Linked DNA regions of Homo sapiens: region 2 is linked to region 1. Evidence: chromatin loops called from intact Hi-C (ENCODE). Cell type or tissue: tibial artery. All regions are shown on one strand. Links, peaks and the distances in the headings refer to the core of each region. The heading gives the core; the rest is flanking DNA. Region 1 overlaps SFXN5 (sideroflexin 5). Region 2 overlaps SFXN5 (sideroflexin 5).

Region 1 (9,188 bases), core at 3,505-7,504:
ATACTTTGGAAGGCTGAGGCAGGTGGATCACCTGAGGTCAGGAGTTTGAGATCAGCTTGGGCAACATGGTGAAACCTCGTCTCTACTAAAAATACAAAAATTAGCTGGGTGTGGTGGCACATGCCTGTAATCCCAGCTACTCGGGAGGCTGAGGCACAAGAATTTTGAACTCGGGAGGTGGAGGTTGCAGTGAGCCGAGATCACATCACTGCACTCCAGCCTGGGTGACAGAGACTCTGTCTCAAAAACAAACAAAAACTGGGATGACTGATACAATATGTACGTATCTATATCTCTATATAAATATATATAAGGAATCATATGCACATATGCATGATACGTGTATATACATGATACATAGATGTCATACATGGTTATATAGCAATGGATATCCATGGTATGCATGATACCTGAAGTATATACTTTTACCTATGAGTATATGAGCAGTTTTTCATGTCATGAAATGTTTTAAAATGTGTTTAACTGCATAATAATTCATCACATGGTTATTCTATTAATTATTTACTCTTGACCATTTGGGTGGTTTCTTTTTCATAAATAATATTGCAATAAATATCCTCTTACAGAAATCTCACTGTTTTTCCTTTAATTCCGTTGGATAAATTTCTAGAAGAGGAATATCCAGATGAAAGACTTTAGATAAATATTTCACATTTACTGTATTAGTCTGTTCTCATGCTGCTAATAAGGACATACTCAAGACTGGGTAATTATAAAGGAAAGAGGTTTAATGGACTCATAGTTCCACATGGCTGTGGAGGCCTCACAGTCATGGTAGAAGGTGAATGAGGAGCAAAGTCACATCTTACATGGCGGCAGGCAAGAGAGCTAGTGCAGGGGAACTCTGATTTATAAAACCATCAGATCTAATGAGACTTATTCACTACTATGAGAACAGTATGGGGGAAATTGCCCCATGATTCAATTATCTCCACCTGGCCCCGCCCTTGACATGGGGGGATTATTATAATTTAGGGTGAGATTTTGGTAGAGACACAGCCAAACCATATCATTGTCCTGCAAATTATACCAACCTGTACCAAGATTTTATATGTATATACACACACACACATATACATGTATATATACATATATATACATATATACACATATATATGTACATATATATACACATATATATACATACACACACATATATATTTTATATATATATATATATGTGTGTATATATATATATATATATATATATATATATTTTTTTTTTTTTTTTTTTTTTTTTTTACGAGATGGAGTCTCACTCTGTCACCCAGGCTGGAGTGCAGTGGTGCGATCTTGGCTTACTGCAGCCTCCCAGGTTCAAGCAATTCTCTGCCTCAGCCTCCTGAGTAGCTGGGATTACAGGTGCCTGCCACCACGTCCAGCTAATTTTTGTATTTTAAGTAGAGATGGAGTTTCACCATGTTGTCCAGGCTGGTCTTGAACTCCTGACCTCATGATCCACCTGCCTTGGCCTCCCAAAGTGCTGGGATTACAGGTGTGAGCCACCGCACCCGGCCCAAGATTTTATATTTATACTCCCAATAGCAGCAAGTGAGATGTCCATTTAAATGTATTGTAGGAAAAAAAAAAGGAAAAAATAACCAAAAAGAAAAAAATGTATTTTAGACAGCACTGGATAGTGTAACTTCAAAATCTTTGATGGAATTTTTAAATTTAAAACATCCCCATTGTCAGTACCCTTAGATACTTCAAGTTCTTGTCCATCTGCATACATTTTGGCAATTATGACACTGAACATACACTTTTTTTATTCTATTCATTTCCAAGTCTTTATAACTTTAAAAATAGTTTTTGGGGTGCAGTGGCAGTGATCATGGTTCACTGCAGCCTTAGCCTCCCAGGCTCGAGATCCTCCCACCTCACCCTCACAAGTAGCTGGGACTACACCAAGTCTTTATTATTTTTAAAAATCAAGTTTTGTGGCATAAATAACCATCCCATTAGACTTTTTGGTCTAACAGATAGGTTGTTTCCTATCTTTTGCTTTCCTGGACAAAATAGCCTTAGACATATTACTTTTTTTTTTTTTTTTGAGATGGAGTCTCACTCTATTGCCCAGGCTGGAGTGCAGTGGCGTGATCTCGGTTCACTGTGGCCTTCACTTTCCGGGTTCAAGCGACTCTCCTGCCTGAGCCTCCCGAGTAGCTGGGACTACAGGTGTGTGCCACCATGCCCGGCTAAGTTTTGTATTTTCAGTAGAGATGGGGTTTCACCATGTTGGCCAGGGTGGTCTCGAACTCCTGACCTCAAGTAATCTGCCTGCCTCAACTTCCCAAAGTGCTGGGATTACAGGCGTGAGCTGCTGCACCCGGCCAACATATCGCTTTTAGTTTTTGCTAAGTTTACTTTTTAGAGTAAATTCCAAGAGGAGGGTAGCCAGGCTTAAAGTTCTTGGGATAAGTGGATCGGTTTCTTTTCTGAAGGGATAGGCTGCCTGTCATGCTGCTGGAACTGCATCAGTTTACCTCACTTGGCCTCCTAAGGCAACTAGAGGTCAGGGCAGGGAAAGCGACGTGTCCCTGGTTCCCCTTCTTTGGGCATCTCATAGGGTGGGCTTCTGGCTGATGGGAGCCAAGGACCCATCGCAGCACAGACAGGTAGAACCCTGGGGGTTCCAGGACTGCTGGGTGGGAACATGGAGTTGGGGATGGCTGAGGGAAGACAAGAGAAAGGCTTGGGACTTTGCCTGCACATAACCATTACCTTGGGCCTCCGAGACCCACTGCTTGGAGGCGACTCTAGTAATGGTCAAGCTGTGGTAAGGATGCACGGCCCTGCCCTCAGTGGTGCAAGATTGGCCCAGTGAGAACAGTCAGCTACTGAACCATCAAGACATGGTGGAACATAACCTCCCTGCCATCCTGCACGCCCCACTGCCAGTTCATCCCCTCACCCCCACCCCCCGCCACAGTCTTTTAGTTCTATAACCACTGGGGCTCCCAAACTCTCTACTTTGCCTGAAATGGCCCATGTTTCAGCTGTACCTACTTCCTCTAAGTGTGTTCGTTTTTTCTGTGTTACGCTGGACTCAGCTTTGAGAGTAAAAGAGGCTGTTTATTTTTTTACTTGGGGTGCACTGCCTCAGAGGCCATCAGTTCTGGGGGGGCTTTGGGCATTGCTGAGGTTTCTTTGGGAGATGGTTGCTGGCGTGAGTACAGCAGGTTCTTCTGTGTGGATGTCTCAAGGAAATGGCTTGGAACTAGAGTTGAGGTTTCCTGGGATTTCTAGGTGTCACTCACCAACTCTGTGACCTTGGGCAAGGAAGTACCTTTCCCTCTTGGCCCCAGTTTTCTCAGAGAGGGGATGGCCCCCATGTTTCTAGCATGTGTACATGCAGAGGGGTAATCTTATCCATATCTCCTGTGAACAGGGCCTGGTCTCTCCAAGAAGAGATGAGTTTTGCTTCCGATGACTCTTCCTCAGCTTTCCTTTTTGTGCCTCTTTTTCTTCCTTGTCCCTCTGTCCCCATTCCCCTCCATCGGGGTATCCTGCCCTCTTCCCACCCTTTCCCCTCAGGTGGGGCCTTGAGGCAGGACCAGTGGGGCCAGGATTCTCCTCTGTTCAAATTCTGTGCTGCTGGAGCAGACCTCCTGGGTGCAGGCCCCTCCAGAGGGATCTTCTGGAGACCATACCCCTCTCAAATACATGGAGGGACTCTCATGGTGACACTTGCTGGCAGGCTGGCGATGGAGTAGTGTTTGGTAAGCAGCAGCCTGGGCTGTGTCCTCCCACTAACCACAGCCGGGCCCCTCACAGCCTTTGTGTTCAGGGGCTGGTGCCTGTTTGTTTCTGGTTGAAAAGACTTCCTGCGGAGTTCACCCTGCCACCAACCTCCCAGCTTTCACCACCTCTCAAGTACCCGGGCCCTTCTGCTGAGCCTCACGGTCCAGGGGCGTGTGAAGAGTTTAAACAGGGAGACTCTCCTCCCATTTCCCAGGTATCTGTGATATAGGCCCTTTCTCTGAAGTGGGGACACCAGCCACTAGAACAGCCAGGCCTCAGGGCCCTGTCCAGACAGCTGTCCTGGGGCCTTGCCTGTCCTACAGGCCTGGAGCCTCAGCCCCTCGGCCTTTGACAGAGGTTTCGTAAGGTCCAAGGCCAGCCTGTAGCTCTCAGAGGCAGAAAAGCAGGTTCCAGCTTCCTTCAGTCCTGGGCCCTCAGATTTGTCTGCAGGAACCTTGGATCTTGTTCTCCCGCAACCCATGCCCTTTGCCAAGATGAGGGCTCTTTGGAATTTATTCTTTTGGTAGGAGGGCTCCCTTTGATGACTGTGTCAAGTGAGATGGAATCTGGCCAGGTTGTTATAGGAACTCAGGAGAATCCCTGGAGTGGGAAAAATAATGAGAACATGGGGCCATTCACCATTCAGCGTTGGAAAGTAGAGCATTCATTGTCCAGGTCCGGAGGGGCAGGCTTAAGGGTGGGGGCCTCGCTGCATCACTAGGAGGCTTTGGTGGCATTGAGGGGGTGTGTGGTGGGTTGTGCAGAGTGAGGGTCTGACTAAACTTGGTTCAAATACTAAATCACCCACTTATTTGTGTGACCTTAAGCAAGTTGAAACAACACAATCCAATTTTGTAGATAAGCGTATTATGTCTAGAAGGAAAATCATCCTCACTTTTGGAGTTGTTATCTTAGGGGTATGTTTACAGATTTAAGATTACTTTTTGTACTTTTCCATTTTTTGTTCTGATATTTTCTTTAAACAGCATGAATTAACTTGTACAATGGGGAAAAAATAAAAACAACCACAAAGCTATCTCCACTTTGGAAATGAACGTATCCGGGAAGGGGCTCTTTGGAATCTAGGAGCTGCTAGGCCCTTCCATATTTGGAAGGGGAGGGACAGTACTTTTCAGCCTTCAGGCCATTCCAAGTAAGAAAAGTGTTCCTGGCCCCCTGACTGCCTATGGTTCTGTCTCGGGCCAGGCCTGGCTTACACCAGTGCTGGCCACCACGGTGTTTCACATGCCAGTGCTTCACATGCAGGCCTGAGGGGTCGAGGGTGGCCTCTCTGGTTTGCCTGTGTTGGCAGTTATTCCTGCTGCCATAGTACAGGAGGTGGCTGTTCATTTCCCACTCTGGCAGCCAGCTCAGAAAACCCTGTGTTCCCTACTGAGGGCCCTTCCTGAGGCTACATCCTTCTTTTAGACTAAGGGGCTTATGTTGAGGTCTCTGCACTCTCATGCCTAGCCAGTCTCATCTCTCCATCAAAAGGGGAACACAGCAGCTTCGCTGGGTTTCTTCCCCCATGCTGGGCTTCCTTGGTGTCTGGGTCCCTCATCTGGACCTTGACACGAGCTTCCTTCTATCACTGTTGTCTGTTTATTGTTTTTTGCTGCTGTTTGTTTATTTGTTTATTTATTTATTTATTGGAGACAGGCTCACTCTGTCGCCCAGGCTGGAGTGCAGTGGTGCGATCTCAGCTCACTGCAACCTTTGCCCCCCAGGTTCAAATGACCCTCGTGTCTTAGCTTCCTGAGTAGCTGGGACTACAGGCACCCACCACCACACCTGGCTAATTTTTTTGTATTTTTAATAGAGATGGGGTTTTGTCTCAAACTCCTGGCTTCAAGTGATCCACCTGCTTGGCCTCCCAAAGTCCTGGGATTACAGGTGTGGGCCACTGCACCTGGCCTGTTGTTTTTTGAGATAGGGTCTCATTCTGTCACCCATGCTGGAGTGTGGTGGTGCAAACACGGCTCACTGTAGCCTCAACCTCCCAGGCTCAATCAATCCTCCCATCTCAGCCTCCTTAGTAGCTGGGACTACAGGCACTCGGCACCATGCCTGGCTAATTTTTTTTATTTTTTATTTTTTTATTTTTTAAGATGGAGTCTTGCTCTGTCTTGCAGGCTGGAGTGCAGTGGCGTGATCTCAGCTCACTGCAACCTCTACCTCCCAGGTTCAAGCGATTTTCCTGCCTCAGCCTCCTGAGTAGCTGGGATTACAGGTGCGCACCACCATGCCCTGCTAATTTTTGTATTTTTAGTAGAGACGGGGTTTCATCATGTTGGTCAGGCTGGTCTTGAACTCCTGACCGCGGGATCCACCAATCTCGGCCTCCCAAAGTGCTGGGATTACAGGCATGAGCCATCATGTCCAGCCCATAGTTTACTTTTTAATTACTATATAATAGTTATAGTGTGCATATATTGCTGTTTACTTATCCATTCTACAATGAATTATTTGCAGTTTGGGGCTATATAAATGCTGCTGCTATGAACATTCTTATACAAGTCTTTTGGTGGGGACAAAGGCTACCTTCTGTTACTGTTGCTGTCTCTTTAGCTTTTAGACTTAAAAAATCATACGGTTTTATCCTTTTTTTCTCTTTCTCCCCATCAGTTACTCTGGCCATATGTACTTTAGTAGGTTAATCTCTGCCAGTGTTTTTAAAATGTTGAAAATATATAAGTGCTACTTAAATATGTTCTCCTGGCCGGGCACCGTGGCTCACACCTGTAGTCTCAGCACTTTGGGAAGCTGAGGCAGGCAGATCTCGCTTGAGCCCAGGAGTTTGAGACCAGCCTGAGCAACAATGCAAAACCCCATCTCTACAAAAAATAAATTAGCCAGATGCAGTGGCGTGTGTGTATAATCCCAGCTACTTGGGAAGCTGAGGTGGGAGGATCACTTGAGCCTGGGATGTTGAGGCTGCAGTGTGTTGAGATCGTGCCACTGCACTCCAGCCTGGGTGACAAAATAAGACGTTGTCTCAGGAAAAAGAGAAAGGAAAAATCCTCCTTATAAAGGCTTTCTATTTTTTTCTTTTTTAGATGGAGTCTTGCACTGTCCCCCAGGCTCACTGCAACCCCTGCCTCCTGGGTTCAGGTGATTTTCCTGCCTCAGCCTCCTGAGTAGCTGGGATTACAGGCATGCACCACCATGCCCAGCTAATGTTTGTATTTTTAGTAGAGACAGGGTTTCACCATGTTGGTCAGGCTGGTCTCGAACTCCTGACCTCATGATCTTCCCGCCTCAGCCTCCAAAAGTGCTGGGATTACAGGTGTGAGCCACCGCGCCTGGCCTAAAAGCTTTCAACATTACATTAAGATTAAAGTTCCTTGTGACACCCCTTGCCAAGTCTTGGCCCTTTCCTCCTATCCTGAGGTAACCCCAGCCACCAGTTTGGTTGTTCTCCTTCTAGGGCTTTTCTGATACTTTGACATATACAAATATTCACATAGGAAATATTATTTGATATGTGTGTGTTGTTTATTTGGTACAACAAACAGCATCATATTGCTTGGCCATTTGCTTTTTCACTCAACAAAATATCTTGGGGAGATGACCATGGAAGCACATGTAGCTCTACTTCATTTTTTAAACTGCCGAGTAAGAACATTTAGGTGGTATTTCTATATGATTTTGTGTGTGTCCCATGAACTGAGGGCAGGCCCAAAGCCTTGCACTGGCAGTATTTGATACTGATGTAATCCCACAAAAGAAAAATTTGCGGGAGCCCTGGATCTGTGCCCCTCAATGTCTCTTTTCTTTCTTCTGCAGAGACGTCTCAGAGAGGCTGTGCAGCTGCTGGAGGACTATAAGCATGGGACCCTGCGCCCGGGGGTCACCAATGAACAGGTAACTCTGTGGGAGGTGGGAGCATGGCCAGTGGGGAAGGGAAGGAAAGTGAGAAATTCACAAACCCTTCGCTGCAGCCAGAACCACTTCTTTCGTCCAGCATATACTTCTGCTGGTACATACCCCTGTGGACTAAAAGCTCTTTGGAGATGCTCAGATCTCTCCTGTGCTCTAGGTCCAGTGGGAAGCATGGAGGCTGATAAGGCTAGGGTGGCCCAAAGGCCAAAGGCTTGCTGAAGCTGGCCCGCACTGGCTTGCGAGAGCTGATTGTGGGCATCTCTTCCCAATTCCACGATCAGGGATGACACAGTGGGAAATCAGCCATGATGGGAGTATTTATACCATAGAAGTTGGCAAATGCTACAAATCAGGACTTTTTCTCCAGAGAACAGGTTATTAAACGTTTACCAGCATACCACTGTTCAAAAATTCAGGTTAAGGGTGGGAAGGATGGGGGAGGATGTTGAGGATTAGGATTAGGATACTGTTGTTTTATTCTTTTTTAATATCGTGTAGGAACTCAAATTAGAGATACCTGAAATGTTGAAGGTGGTGTTTTGTTTTGGGGAGGGGTAAGGGAAGGTAGTAGTTAATGATTACAGAGACTGATGGTTCATGTGCCAAAGTCTGTCTTTTTGTTCATAAACTTTATTTCAAAAACTTTTTCAAACATTAATTTAAACATTTTCAAAGTCATGTGTGCATAATTCAAGAAGTCAAATAGTACTAAAGTGCTTGTAAGGGGCTGGGCACGGTGGCTCACACCTGTAATCCTAGCACTTTGGGAGGCCGAGGCAGGCAGATTGCCTGAGCTCAGGAGTTCAAGACCAGCCTGGGCAACGTGGTGAAACCGTGTCTTTACTGAAAGACAAAAAATCAGCCGGGCATGGTGGTGGACGCCTGTAATCCCAGCTACTCATGAGGTTGAGGCAGGAGAATCGCTTGAACCTGGGAAATGGAGGTTGCAGTGAGCCGAGACTGCGCCACTGCACTCCAGCCTGGGCAACAAAGCGAAACTCTGTCTCAAAAATTAATAGAAATAAAATAAAATAAAATAAAATAAAATAAAATAAAATAGTGCTTGTAAGGAAAAATAGTATATGTTCCCTATCCCTCCCCAGTTCCCATGCCTGTTCCGCAGGAGCAACTACTTTTTGCTGTTCTGCAGATAGAAATTTATATTCTATCTTTCAGACAAATATGCTTATCTACACTGCTATTTCTCAATTAGTTCTTTTGGGTTATCTATTATGGTAGTTGAGGATTCAGCTCTCTTATCATCCACCCCTCTAAACACACTTCTTTCCGCCATCCATACTCACTCTTGAAATAGTTATCATGGTTTTGGGGCCTATACATATTCAGTCTTCATGTCGTTACAATTATAGAAATAACATTTACTGCATAGTCAGACTGGTTGTATCATGATTATGTCTCTTTTTCAAATTTGTTTTATCTGGAGTTAATAACCACCTCAGATTTTTCATTGGCATACTTTCCTTTGTACCATCTCTCACTCTCACTGTACCCTCCCGCGGCCTTTCAATACAGTCATACAC
Region 2 (9,188 bases), core at 3,161-7,160, 55 kb after region 1:
TTGATTTCCCAGCAGCCCCCTGGCCCTTGTGGGGCATGGTTCAGGGGTCAGGATTGGTCACTGTTGCCAGCAAACAAGCCACTTGGTCACAGCTGGAGCAACTGATGTTTTAGCCTGTGCAGAGCTCTGTCCCAGCTACTTGGCTACTTTGCTGCTGACCCCATTGCCAAGCGGCAGGCTGGCTGGGGTTGGGGAACAATTGACCTCCATGGAGGGTCTTGGGTCCACTTGACTACCAATGTGTGCTACTAAGTGTGCCCTCTGGTGGATATTTTTGGTACTTCAGCAATTCCTTGACCTTCCCCCACCCTTGCCCCCGGTGCCCTCACAAACCCCTAACCTTGGTTACATTATTATCTACCACCCAAGAGGGGCCCTCCTTTTAGGCGTGCCCCTTACTCCATTGTTCTTCAGGGCTATTTGGACCCCCATAATGACTGATGCAATAGAGTCTGTAGACTGTCGTCTGAGTACCCCGCAGACAACCTGGTATTTCATGCTTCTGATCCTTGGCTGAGCCCTGCTCCCTTCCTAGCCTCCTATTCAGGGCTCAGGCAGGCATCCCCTTCCTCAGGAGCCTTCATGACCCTTGGGCCCACTCCCTCACGGCACCTCCTCATACAGGTAGCCAGAGCCTTGCAAGCAAGCCAGGCAGTCCCGCAGGGCCGTGTGGCTCCTCCAGTGTCACCGAAGGCTTTAAGCAAGTCGCCATGTTTTCAGACTTCACTCCGACTGCTGTAGAGAGCAGATGGATGGGGGCAAGAGTGGAAACAGGGGGCCTGGTTAGGAGGTGCACTGTCATCCAGGGACAGAGGCTGCGTGCTGAGTGTTGGGAGCAGGGAGAGCAAACAGCTGCATTCATGACATCCGGGAGATGCACCAGGGAGCCATGGTTACACGTGGGCCCCAGGAGGCTCCTGCCCAGAACGCTGTGAGGTCTCTGGCATGAGAAGCAGAGCTGGAAATGGGCGAGGAGGCTGGGGTGTGGGTGAGGAAGAACGAGACAACCTTCATTTGGGGTGCGAGAAGCTGGAGTGCCTAGAGCCCTTGGACACAGAGGCATCCTCCAGGCAATGGATATTCAGGCTGCAGTGGGGGCACAGATGCGGGGAGAGGGATGCAGGCATTCTTCCAGCCTCATCCAGTGTCTCCTTGCTGGCCTGTTGTTGGCCCGGAAAGCCCTTGGTACTTAAGGCTACAGCCACCAGCTGTGTAGCTCATGACACTAAAGATTTGGTGTCATGAAGCTCCCACCCCACCCATAGCTCCTGGTGCTGGTCAGCCCTGTTCCCATCTCCGTGGGGACTATCAGGAAGCCGGCCTTCCCTCCTTTTCCCCTGGTCTCCTGTCAGCTGCTCATGGCAAATTCACTGGCCCAGTAGCCAGACCTTGGAGATAGGTGGTCAAGAAGGCCTATTCCCTCCTTCAGGATGTTGCTGATGTCCTGTGGGGCCTGAGCCCTGGTTTTCCAAGAAGCCCTGTCTGCTGGCCATATAAGAAATTCTTGTGCAAAATCCACACCCTGTTTGTTTTCCCCATCTACCAAAATGGAGCTCCTGTTTGGTTAATTTCTATTTTGTGGCTTATTTGGATGCTGTTAAAACAGATCCTGGGGGACCCTCAGCAGTAATTGTTCCACATCTCATTATCTTTCCTGAACCCGATTATTAGCTCTGATTTTTCTGATCGCTAGCTGCTGTTTGTGATGAGCTGTGTGCCATTAATACCAGCTGGTTCCCTTAAACAGGACCCGCCGTGCCAGGGAAAAACGAGCTGGCATTCAGAGCCACCAGCCTCTTGGCTTTTTAATTTTAACGGGCTCTACCAAATGTTCAAGGCCAAAGGGCCCTGAGGAACCAGAACAGACGGGCTCCTAACCCCTGGTCTGCAGCCATCTTGGGTTCCTTCTCAGGCCGTGGCTGTCCTAGGTGCTGGGGCGGTAAGACCTGGGCTGGGGCCTGGGAAGGGGTGAGGGTAAGTGGCCATTTGCCTTTTCCGTGTCCACGCCCTCCCTGCCACTGGGCCCATCACTGGCAAGTGGGCACTGTGACCTCACTGACTCCTCATGAGCTCACAGCTACACACATGCCCAGGTCTCCTCCCTACTTTGCTGGTCCCCAGCCCCTTTCTTGGGCGCAGGCACGTTGGCCATGCTCTCAGAAACATATGTGTGCCGCACTATATGTCACCCCATCCATGCTGGGAGACCCTGGTGACTTTCAGGGAAGGAGAGGCCAGAAGAAACCTGGGACGAGGACACTGTTTTCTCTCTTCGTTCTTCCTCCCTACACTCTGGGCTGTGCCAGGCCTAGCCAGTGGGAAGAATGGCCGACCAGGGAGGGGGAGGCTTTGGAGAGGGGGAGGGAAATGTGATGGTCACCTTTCCTCCTTTCCCTCCCGCTGCTCTCCAGCCCTGCCTACCCCCAAGAGGCTGTCATGGGGAAGGGTCCCAGCCTCTCTGCTCACTTCCGTGAATGGCTCCTGTTCCCCGCCTCTTCCAGCACTTCCTATATCTTCTTAAATTGTCAAGCAGGATTTTGAACCCAGATCTTCTGACTTCTGGCTGCTGGGGGCAGGGATGGTTCAAGGGCCCTATCTTCCCTGCAGGAGCTGCCTTCTGTTTTCCACTCGTTAGGACCCCAGCCCCAAGGTGGCCATTGTCAGGGAGGTGCTTGCTATGCAGATGTGCCGTTCAAACGCCTGGAGATATTAAAGCATCCCTCCCTCAGGTGGAAGACAATGGGAAAGTCATAGCACCCTGGTTAGGAGCAAGGCTTTGGAATTAGCAGGCCCTGCGTTCAAATGCTAGCTTTACTTGCCTCATAATAGATGTCTATCCTTGAGCAAAGTTGTTTAACCTCTCTGGACCTGTCTCTATCTGTGAAAAGGGCCAACATGGTCTATCTAAAAGCCTTGTTGTGGGGATCTCATTAAGATATTTCATGTGAATATGTGCTGAGTGGCCTCACGTAGGAAGTGCTCACTGAGTTCTCCCGAGCCCCCCTCCTCTTCATTGCTACTGCCCGTCTGCGTGTCCTCCAGCTTCCTCCCACACTTTCTCTCAATGCACTTTTTTGGGGGTGAGGGAGGCCATTTCTGAGTCACTCGCTCCTGGACTTGATGAATTCTATTCATGTGGCGGGGGCAGCAGGGCCCAGTATGAGCCGGCAGCTCCCCAGCCCTGCCCACTGTACCACTGAAGTGTGTCCACGCCGTGATGCCCCTGGCTGCCTCCCAGCCTTCCCTCGAGCGAGCTGGGAGGACAAGGATTGGACTCTGAGGATCAGCCTGAGACTTAAGATGGAGGCTGTGTTCCCGAGAGCCCAGGGTGGGCATGCCAGGAAGTACTCTGGCTCCACGGAATGCTGCGCTGCCCCGGGGCTGGCGGACCAGCACTTCCTTGTCTTCCTGGGTCTCACAGTCGCAGCCTGGGCTGGGCTGTTTCTGCCTTGCTGCACCCTGCCCCAACAGCGGCAGGCGCCTGGCAGCCCTGGAGGCCTTCCCAAGGCTCTGCGTCCTCCCCAACCACCCACAACATTAAGGCCAGAGCCAGGCCTGAGGGCACAGGGTGGGCTGCTGAGCCGCCAGGCGTGCCAGACCTCAGAGCAGGCTGCCCCGGCCCGTCAGGCCAGGAGTCCTGCCACGGCTCCTCCCACGCTTCCCAGAAAAGACAGCACAGGGGCTGGCTTTGGCCTCTGTCTGGGGAAGCAGAGGCCTCTGCAACCCAACTCCTTTTCTGGTTTCATGCATCTTGTCTTTTCTCTCTCCAGGCCTGCACTTGTATGCATTTCTCCACCAGAAAGTCCTTTTCCTCTGCCTAGCCCAACCCCATCTTTCTCTCCTCCGCAAAGCCCCACTCCCAGCCTTTGCCTTTTCCATGCCGTCGTATGTTTGTTGGTTCCTGCATTTATTCCTCAGTCACCAGTTTATTGAGCGTGTACTATGTGCCAGTGAGTGTAGCCCTAAGTGGTGGACATACAAAGATGAAAAAGGTGCAGTCACCCCATCCGGTCCCGTGACATCATGATTATATAGCTTCATTTATTGAGGTCTCTTATATGCCAAGCTCACACCCACCACTTACATACATTCTTATACCAGCCCTGGGGTGTTGTAGGTATTACTATCCCTTTTTACAGATAGGTAAACTGAGACAGAGAAAGATGAAATGACTTACCTGCCTCAGGTCCCACTGCTAGTAAGTGACACTGGAGGTGGAACTCATGGGTGGGCCTGAAAGAACAGGTGTGAACTGAGCGGAGGAGGGAGGCATCCCAGGCACAGGGACCAGCACTGCAAAGGCCCCATGGCTGGAAGGCTCACGGAGGATCTGATGGGCAGCAAACTGGACTCTCGGGGTTGAACTTGGGTTTTTGGGGGAGAGGGGAAGTGAGGTTATGGAGGCCAAGGCTGCTGTGGGAAGGAGATGACACTTTCTCAGACACGTTGGTCATAGAGAGGAGCTGGTGTGGCACACATGAGAAAGCCTGTGCTCTCGAAAGATGAAAGAGCCTAGGAGATGGACTGGAGTGACGAAGACCCCAGGCAGGGGCTGGGGTGGGGTGTCTGGCATCCTGGGCCAGGTGACAGGTATGAAGGCGATGACAGTGAGTCCAGGACATCCGCCTCACCCTCCATCCTGCCCTGAGCTATGCTGCTTAGTCCTGCAGCCTGTGGGCAGGTGTCGGGGTCTCCCTGTCCTGAGCCCTTATGGTCTGGCTGGGCCCACACCTGCATGTACCATGGGGTTTCAGAAAGATGGTGCTTAGGGCTGGGGTGGGAATGAGGCCTTCCTACACTTCATTTATTCATGGAGTATGTATTCTTCTACGAGCAACTGCCACAGCATCCTATCCCTTTTCTCCTCTGCAGTGTGTGTGTATGAGTGTGTAAATGTGTGTGTATGTGTGTGTGTGTGTGTATGTCTCTGATGCTTTACCTCTCTCCCTCTTTCTCATGGGCCAGTTACCTGGGATGACTGGGCAGTGGTACTTTAAGCAGCGACGCTGGAGCTCTGCAACCTCAGGTGACGCTGAGGATTAGGGGTGTGAGGTGCAGTTGTGGGGAAAGATGACATCCCTCACTCTCTGATGTTCCTCCAGTTCTGCCCCCTCCTCCCACAAGCCACTGCAGCATCATGTACTTTTTCTGTGTTTTTATTTTTTTCTTTCAAAGGTGGGCCTTAATGTCCTGGTTCAGAAAGCCAACAAGTTCACCCCAGCCACCCGCCTTCTCATCCAGAGGTTTGTGCCGTTCCCTGCTGTAGGTAAGACCTGCACACCACATAGATGTGTGCTGTGGGTGGGTGTGGGGGACCGCTGGGCTCCCAGGGAGACAGATGACCCTTCCACACCTCTCCTGATGCCCAGGGGGCACCCAGCTGGGAGAATTGGTGTAATATGTTTAGCTAAAAGACAAGACCATGGGGTCCCACTGACCAGCTCTGTGCTGAGATTCTGCTTTCAGCATAGGGGTTCTTAGGCTGCAGTCCCAGACCCCCAAGGGGTCAGTAGACAGAATGCAGCGGATCCTGTGAGCTTGGTCAGGGAAAAGATTTACATTAACCTCTAACTGCATTTTAACATTTCCTTCCGTTACGAATGCAGGCAGCAAACCACAGTCAGAAGCAGGACCTGTGACTTTGTCACCAGTAGAAATCACAGATGTTTTCATGGCACATTACAGTTGTTACAGAGGTCTTAAAATATTATTTATGCTCAACACTAATTCATATTTTCTTTCTTTTTTCTTTTTCTTTGTTTTTCTTTGAGTCAGAGTTTCACTCTTGTCACTCAGGCTGGAGTATGGTGGTGCAATCTCGGCTCACTGCAACCTCCACCTCCCAGCTTCAAGCAATTCTCCTGCCTCAGGCTCCCAAGTAGCTGGGATTACAGGCATGCGCCACCATGCCCATCTAATTTTGCATTTTTAGTAGAGATGGGGTTTCACCATGTTGGCCAGGCTGGTCTCGAACTCCTAACCTCATGATCCACCTGCCTCACCCTCCCAAAGTGCTGGGATTACAGACGTGAGCCACCATGCCCGGTCACTAATTCATATTTAATACATCAACTGATAGATCTTGTTTTTAATTCATTAGTTAAAAAGCACATCTAGGCTGGGTGTGGTAGCTCATGCCTGTAATCCCAGCACTTTGGGAGGCCGAGGTAGGCGGATCATGAGGTCAGGAGATCAAGACCATCCTTGCCAACATGGTGAAACCCCATCTCTACTAAACATAGAAAAATTAGCTGGGTGTGGTGGTGCATGCCTGTAATCCCAGCTACTCAGGCCGAGGCAGGAGAATGGCTTGAACCAGGGAGTTGGAGGTTGCAGTGAGCCAAGATCACGCACTCCAGCCTGGTGACAGAGTGAGACTCCGTCTCAAAAACAAAACAAAACAAAAAAAACCCCAAAAAACATCTATTACTATATCACAATATTTTGGTAATTTCAGGATGATCCCTTTGTGATCCTATGTGTTTTGTTTTATGCATTTAGAAACATTATTCTGAGAGGGGTCCATAGGCCTCACTAGACTACCAGAGTGGTTCGTGGTACAAAAGAAGCCTGCAAGCTTCTGCTAGTCTAGGTTTCAAGCCTTTGGGTATTGTGAGCCTCTAGGTTTCAGAGGCCTTGGCTCTACGCAGGTGATTGTGGGCGCACAGGTATATGTGGAGGGGATTTCAGCTGCGTCTTTGCTGAACTTGGAGTCTATGAGCTCACCATAGATGCCCCAGGCTGGGGCCCTGGAGATGCCACAAAACTCTGCTTGGCCCTTAAGAAGCCTACACCTTGTTTGGGGAGAAGGGCAAAATAGTGGAAGGAGTTTTTAAAACTAAAAAGAAATAAACAGTATTGAGAGCAGTGTAAGGCAGTGCATAGCTGTCAAAAGAGAAGGATAAACCAGTCCTTGAACCATAACAGCAGAGCTCCCCATCTGTGCCAAAGGACAACGATGGGGACAGGCCAGCACAGGGCATGAGGACTCGTGACCTCTGTGGTACCAAGGCACCATCTGAAGAGCTGGAGTCAGACCCAGGCTCATGGTCCTGACCCTGATCGTCATCTACAGGGCCCTGCTTCTCCATCTGTAAAAGGCGGGTACCAGTACCCACCTTCCTACAGCCCAGAGCTCTGGGAGGAGCAAGTGAGGCCACAAACCAGTTTCCACTGAGAGGAGGGTGCTTTGAAGCACCTGCAAAGCCCTGTGAGAGGGTGAGAGGTCATTGCTGGGCAGCCCCACCTCTGGATGACCCAGAGACTAATGAATTCCGAGAACCAGCCACCTGGCTCAGCCTCAGCCAGCCCAGATAATTGCTATAGCAACTCCACACTTTTAATGAACTTTCAGCTATTTCTGTCGTGGGCCATTAATGGAATAACCCTTTAGATCTGACTTCGTTAAGGGGCCTAATAAAGCAAACACGGCTGCCCAACTGGTGTTCCCGGCCATTCAGCTGCAGGGTCAGATGCAGCCTGAGAAGGGGCAGCGCTCTGCTGCACTGGGCTGGATCTGGGATTCGGCCAAGATGTAATCTGTCCCTAGCCAAGCTTTAGATAAGAACTTTGCCGGGGGCCCATTCCAGCCCTACTGGCCATCTTGCTGTGTCACCTTGAGGTGGTCTTAACCTCTCTGGGACTCTTTCAGGAGGAGAGTCCCTGCTTTGGGTCTGAGACTTTCTGACCTGCCCCTCTTCAGACTCCAGTGTAATTCCCCTCCCCTCTTCTTTTTGGGAATGAGGCTTCAGCCGCTCACACAGGTGCAGCCACTGTTGTCTTGAGATCCTGAACATCCCTCACGGGTTGCATAATGTGGTTTAAGCCCTGACAGTCCTTGCTTGCGGGATCCAGGGAGAGGCAGGCCCTTTGTGGCTTCTTCCTCTGGCCTGGCTGCTGAGTCCTGGCTGGGTACCTGCCTGCCTTCTGCCCCAGCCCCAGTCTCCCCTCCCACCCCCCCACAGGCTTCCATCTCTCTAGTCCCTATGTCCATCGCTCTCATCTGCAAGTGGACACTTGCGGACTGCCCTAGTCCATGCTGACACAGTTTTGAGATGATTAGGTGTGGCCCTTTCCCACCAGGGACTCAAAAGCCCCCTGGTCCTCTCAGGCCACCGTCCAGTCCCTGTACTTGGCCTCTCTTCACCTTATCCCCAGGTACCCCTGGCCAGAGTATCCCTAAGCTGCACCAGGTGCTGGCAGGGCCTAGGTCCTGCCCGGGGTTCACTGCAGGTCTCCGAGGTAGGCTAGGCCAGACCTGGCTGGGCCACTGTTAAAGGTGACCAAGAAGCTGGCTCAGGCTGTGCTTGACCTTGTGGAGGGTCCCCTGTCCCTTTAGGCTGCTTGCAGAGACAGGACTCACTGAGCAGTGACTGCACATGGGAAGGAGGTTGGGGAAAGTGGCAGTGATCATATTTAAGCTCTGTTGTTGGGATGTGAGTGGAGTGGAAGGGGGTCTTCAGGGTGATGGGGGTCCTGAAGAGGCTTGTGCCCTGTGGTCAGAGGCCGCATCCAGGCTCTCACACTTCTGAGCAGGTTGGGAACTCAAGCTCTGGGGAACAAGGAATCCCCAAGAGTCAGTTTCTTCTTCCCAAGGCTCTGCCAGCTCCTCTGCAGGCCCCAGCCTGAAGCCTGGGAGGTGGGCTACACACTGCCTAAGAGTGGCCTGAGACACACGCACCTGGACCCCACACCAAACTCCACCATTCCCACCCCATTCTACCCGCTGTCTCCTCATCTGGAAACGAGGCCTCTGACGAGACCCTCCTTCAGCCCCTTCCCACCAGGACCTCTGTGACTGCAGGCCTCCTTGAGGTTTGCAGAGCTCCTGGGGGCTGCACGGCTCCCCTCATATTCCCTAGCAAGCCTCTCTCCTCCCTCGGTTCTCCTCATTCTGTGCTGGGAGGGTCCGAAGGCAGAGCAAGCCATCACCCTCTTACAGAAGAATGAACAAAGTCAGACTTGCTAAAAGTGATACTGAGCTGGCCAGAGCCCAGGCCTCCCAGGCCTCCCAGGCCCAGCCCAGGGCTATTTCAAGCCCTGTGAGATAACCCCTCACCCATATAGCTGAGAAACTGAGCAGTGTGGCCTGGAGGCAGCCAAGGCTACGCGGTGTCCTCCCTGTTCTGCCTCCAAGTTCCCCCCTAGTTTTTCAGAGTGTGTGTGTGCACACGCCTGTGTCACGTGAC

The links. Peaks named below come from ENCODE experiments on the same cell type or tissue, not always from the same donor. Only the 100,000 strongest peaks of a DNase experiment are listed, where the experiment ranks them.
Region 2: it touches region 1 in a loop (8-fold over the local background); 6 of 110 quality-filtered maps call a loop at or near these places.

Annotation. Positions count from the first base shown.
Region 1 is chr2:73,039,295-73,048,482 of GRCh38, reverse strand. It overlaps SFXN5 (sideroflexin 5), which reads left to right. Exons shown (of 14, transcript NM_144579.3): 3 at 7,552-7,629. Among named protein-coding and RNA genes, the nearest start is that of SFXN5, 28 kb to the left of the region's middle. RefSeq lists an enhancer at 3,969-4,263. In tibial artery, for the core only: no CTCF peak of the experiment used is centred there; no DNase peak of the experiment used is centred there.
Region 2 is chr2:72,984,336-72,993,523 of GRCh38, reverse strand. SFXN5 (sideroflexin 5) reads left to right here. Exons shown (of 14, transcript NM_144579.3): 10 at 5,176-5,266. Among named protein-coding and RNA genes, the nearest start is that of EMX1, 71 kb to the right of the region's middle. RefSeq lists a silencer at 4,225-4,424. In tibial artery, for the core only: no CTCF peak of the experiment used is centred there; DNase peaks (open chromatin) are centred at 3,543 and 4,663; H3K4me3 peaks cover 501 bases; H3K27ac peaks cover 840 bases.